Linked DNA regions of Homo sapiens: region 1 is linked to region 2. Evidence: read pairs that join two places in POLR2A ChIA-PET (ENCODE). Cell type or tissue: Panc1. All regions are shown on one strand.

Evidence for each region. ChIA-PET counts read pairs that join two places held together with the same protein. Peaks named below come from ENCODE experiments on the same cell type or tissue, not always from the same donor. Only the 100,000 strongest peaks of a DNase experiment are listed, where the experiment ranks them.
Region 1: POLR2A ChIA-PET joins it to region 2 with 5 read pairs; 6 of 35 experiments call an interaction of 5 or more read pairs at or near these places.

Annotation. Positions count from the first base shown.
Region 1 is chr22:38,706,388-38,708,887 of GRCh38, reverse strand. GTPBP1 (GTP binding protein 1) reads right to left here. Exons shown (of 12, transcript NM_004286.5): 2 at 1-43. Among named protein-coding and RNA genes, the nearest start is that of GTPBP1, 1.7 kb to the right of the region's middle. RefSeq lists a silencer at 2,296-2,435 and an enhancer at 2,129-2,500. In Panc1, no CTCF peak of the experiment used is centred here; a DNase peak (open chromatin) is centred at 1,328; H3K4me3 peaks cover 1,682 bases; H3K27ac peaks cover 1,397 bases.
Region 2 is chr22:38,192,040-38,194,539 of GRCh38, reverse strand. No RefSeq gene overlaps it. Among named protein-coding and RNA genes, the nearest start is that of MAFF, 8.7 kb to the left of the region's middle. In Panc1, no CTCF peak of the experiment used is centred here; no DNase peak of the experiment used is centred here.

The DNA of each region.
Region 1 (2,500 bases), 510 kb before region 2:
GTAGGCTGTCATACTGCTCTGATGTAGGGCTCACTAGAACCAGCTAGAAAAGAAACCAACAGCCTTAGGACCACACTTGCTAGAAGAGCACCACAGCCAAAGCTGATCAATATAGCCTAACCAAAGATCCTGACTGAACCCCATAGCACCCTCATCTAAAAAGGCTGCACAGCCCCTTCATGCCCTCTCTGCTTCTCCTGAAGTAGCCTTTGAGCCTCAGGCCTTATATGAGCCAAATAATATACTACAATGTGTATGTCTGAGCCATAACCCATGGTAAAGAGGGCACAAGCAGCCTGCCTCCTGCTGCTTAACAGGAAGGGCAGGACCCAAGTGACTGAGAATATGGCACTGTGGATAGAAAGCGCAGTGCTTTCCATCTACATGCCAAAGTCTTCTACCTGCAGTTGGCATCTGGAAGCCCACAAGACATATACCTCATATACCTCCATGCCCTCCACCCACAGGCCAGTGGCTTCCAGGATAACAAAAGAATTCTGTTCTATCTTGTCTTAGCTATATTGAATATTTGGGAATGAAAACTGCCTGCAAGACTCATCTTCATCAACAAAGCACCATCACCATTACCACTACGAGGAGTATTAGCACCGTCATTTTGCAAATGTCTGCCAATAACATTGAAGTGTCAACCATTTACTTGGGTAAGCCATTTGGCAATCAGACCCCATTCTCTAACCACTCCTGTGTGACCTTGGACAAAGAATTTAACCACTCTGAGTTTCAGTTTTTCAATCTATAAAACGGAGCTAATACTACCTGCATCCTAAGGCCACTGTAAAGAGCAAATATAATAACATGTAAAGCATCTAGTCCACAGCTCAATAAATGTGAAACTACAAGGTTTTCTTCACCCAATCATTCCCAGAAAAACCTTGTTGGATGAAACTAGCCACCACTATTCACTAAGTGTTTCTCCCTTTGGAAGCTCTCGGAGCCTTAGGTCTCCACATTTTCTATCGTAAGGACATGAACCTTTCGCTTCTAATCTGTTCCTCCGGAATCAATCTATTCAACCCAACCCTTCTCTCCCTCCACACCATCACTTTTTCTTTTTGATATCATCGATATTAATATACATATGATTTTTTTTAATTGTAAGGAGGACTTCCCCAGCTATGTGATGAAATAACACTTCTAGGAATATTAAATGAGCTGGTCAAGAAATGAAGGTACTACCGTCTTTGCAACTCTGCCCTGCAATTTCCTATCATGTTTCTTCAGCACCTTGACCATGTGTTGACATCCAGTTTGTTTGCTCTTGAGTCAGGTCCATAATCTTGTAACTTCCTGAGTTGACTCATCAGAGCTTGTAATTGTAACCTGGATGTTTCCTGGGTCTTTTACATCGTCCTGGCCATCCCTCTCTCTAAGTTTGGCCATCCTCATTATGGCCTTACAGGCACAAGACAGGACCAACTTTGACAGGCTAGCTGGCTTCCAAGTGCTCACCTGAGACTACAATGGCAAAGAGCAGTTGAAAATAACTTGCTTAGGTTGCAGGGAAAGTTCCTCCCCAGTTTAGGACCAAGTTTCATGCAAATTTGCCGCCATAAACTATAAAAAGTCACAAACATTTTCAAAGCTGGATAAAATGTCTATCGTAACTATCCTACAAATGTAAGTGGTGGTATTGGTGTTCTATCTTTCACCCACTGCTATTTAATCTGCACAGGAAATTAGGAACTATCTCGTTCACTTCAAACATTTACTGAGTCTCTAGTATGCATCAGGCACTATTAGGTGTCTTCTTAAATATTTCTAATTTTTACAACCCATCTGTACTTTCTTAAGATGAGGTGGTTGGAGAACTGAAAGGTTAAGAAACTTTCCCAACGTCACAGAGCCTTTCGATGGTAGGGCAGGAAAGGGAACCCAGCCCTGTCTGACTCCCAAGTTGGCATTCTTTCCCTAAGGAACGTTAAGCACCTTCAAAACACCAGTCACATCTTGTATTTACTTTTCTATTCTTCACAATGTCAAGCCGTTGGCGAGGCCTTAATTCCTGCCTACCTTCTCGACAGCTCAAAAAACACGGTTTTAAACGTCCTTCACTGCTCCACTCATACAAGATGAGCTTCCACTCACAGGATAGCGAGACTAAGGAGCCTGACCATCTTTCCATTTTGTTTCGGGTGGCCTCGAAAAGTAGACATTCTCGGACATGCTCCTCCCCAGCTGAGCGACTACTTTCTGTTTCCTTTCCCGAGTCTGGGAAGAGACGCGGCGGCCACCCTGCCCTGGCCTCCGACTACCTGTCTTCATGAGCGTCTCGGCCCCCTGCCCGGGCCCCCTCGCCCCTCTGCTGTCCCGCGCGGTCCAGGGAGAGGAGACTCTCGGTCTCCGAATCCCCTCAAGTGGGGACCCGAAGAACGGGGAGGGGCACTGAGCGGGGACAGGGAACGCGCGGAGCGCAGCTGGCATCGGGCGCCCCCGTTCCACGTGGCAGAGCCGAGGGGTTACGATCTCGGCGGGAGACGGG
Region 2 (2,500 bases):
ACTGCCTCGACCCTCTGCACCTGCCCTTCCCTCTCCCTCCCAGTCCCTTCAGAGGCTGTCCTTTGTCTTGCCCTAAACCTACCTCTCCTCCTTCCAGAATCCCCATGCCCACACCCCAGTCCCCATCCCCTCCCTCTGAAGCAAATGGCTTCAGCCCTCCTAGCCTCGGTTTCCTCATCTATAAAGTGGGGGTGATACAGATACTTCATAGAATTTTGGGAGATGACAGCTCTTAGGCACATCAACGAGATTCATAAACAATAATAACAGTAGGTACTGGGGTCGTCTGGATTTTTTTTTTTTTTTTTTACTGAGACAGTCTCGCCCCGTTGCCCAGGCTGGAGTGCAGTGGCAAGATCTCAGCTCACTGTAACCTCTGCCTCCTGGGTTCAAGTGATTCTCCTGCCTCAGCCTTCTAAGTAGTTGGGGCTACAGGCACCTGCCACCACACTGGAGATGGGACTGAAATGTCTCCAAGTGGCTGTCATCTCTAGCAGCCACCCCTGAACCCCACCTTTCACTCCACCCTCACCCTAACACCCACCCTTGTTTTTTCTTCCCTTTGTGGGCAAACCTCAAGTCATCCCCACTCATTGCCTCTGGGTTCTCACTGCCTCTCATTCCCAATCCCTCACGGGCTGAGGGCTGCCCTCAAGAAACCTCTGAAGGGACTCTGGCCGGGGTCCCAGTGGCCTCTTTGTTACTAAATCCAGGTCCAATTTTAGCCCTAATCTGTCTTGACCTTTGACAGCATGCAATGGTGTTGCAATCTCCCTTCCTTTTAATTTTTTTCCTCTTTTTTTTTGAAATGGAGTCTTGCTTTGTCATCAAGGGTGGAGTGCAGTGTCACCATCTCGGCTCACTGCAATCTCTGCGTCCTGGGTTCAAGCGATTCTCCTGCCTCAGCCTCCTGAGTAGCTGGAATTATAGGTGCCTGCCACCACGACCAGCTAATTTTTTTTTTTTTTTTTGAGACAGAGTCTCGCTCTGTCACCCAGGCTGGAGTGCAGTGGCGTGATCTCAGCAAGTTCTGCTTCCTGGGTTCACGCCATTCTCTTGCCTCAGCCTCCCAAGTAGCTGGGACTACAGGCCCCCGCCACCACGCCCGGCTAATTTTTTGTATTTTTAGTAGAGACGGGGTTTCACCGTGTTAGCCAGGATGGTCTCGATCTCCTGACCTCACGATCCACCCGCCTCAGCCTCCCAAAGTGTTGGGATTACAGGCGTGAGCCACTGCACCCGGCATTTTTGTATTTCTAGTAGAGACAGGGTTTCACCATGTTGGCCAGGCTGGTCTCGAACTCCTGACCTCAGGTGATCCACCCACCTCGGCCTCCCAAAGTGCTGGGATTACAGGCATGAGCTACTGTGCCCGGCCTATTCTTCCCCTCTTTTTGGAAACACTGTTTTCTCCTTGGTGTTTTTGTCTTTGTTTTGAGACAGGGTCTCCCTCCCTTGCCCAGGCTGGAGTGCAGTAGTGCCATCATAGCTCACTGTAACCTTGAACTCCTGGGCTCCAGCCATCCTCCCGTCTCAGCCTCCCGAATAGCTGGGGTTACAGGCATGCAGCCACATGCCTACCTCCCCTTGCCTTCTAAAGCTCAGATTTCCCTCCTATCTTTTCAGCTTTCATCCCTGGCCCTCCATCTTGGCCTCTTAATTCTTAGCGAGGCTCAGAGCTTTAGCCTTTGCCCTCTTTTCTTATTGCTGGGGAACCTTATCCCTACCTCAAGATTTCAGGTGCCACCTGATGTTGAGGACTCCCAGATCTCTATTTTGGGCTCCCAGCTGTCTCTCATGGACCAGATCTGCTTAAGCAACTGCATGGATGACATGTATTTTCCCCTGCCCTTCCCTGGCACGTCTAACTCCACGTTGTCTCAGTGGAGCTTAGCGCCACCCTCCCCACCTAATTTCTCCAACAGGTTGATGATGCCACCTCCTCCCCAGTCACCCTGGAGAGAAACCAGGCCATCATGCTCACCTCACCCTCTCCCTCCCTCCCACAGCAAACAAGTCACCAGGCTTCAGTGATCTCATCTCCTTAACTTCTCTCCAGCCTCTCTCTTCCCTCAGCCATGGCCTCTGTTCAAGCCACAGCACCTGGCTCCAGGACAATTGCAGCAGCCTTCTGCCTGGTCCCCCTGCCTCTAGCCTCCATGCAGAGGATAGAGAGAGCTTTCTAAAACCTAAACTTGGCCAGGCTACTGCTCTGCTCACAACCCTTCCATGGCTCCCCAGTGCTGTCAGGACAAAGTGTAAACTCTTTCCATAAGCCTCCTCGATCTGGCCTCTGCCTGCTTCCACCACCTCCTCTCAGCTGCAGCCACCGTGAACTCTGTCCTCATACCCATCATTCTCTTCTACTGCCTCGTGCTTTCAATCTTCCCAGTCCTTCTTCCTGGAACTCCCTCCCCGGCTTGTGCTTCAGTCCCCAGCTCAGATGCCACTTTGTTCAGCAGGCTTCCCAGATCATCCCCAGGCTGACTCAGGTTCCTGT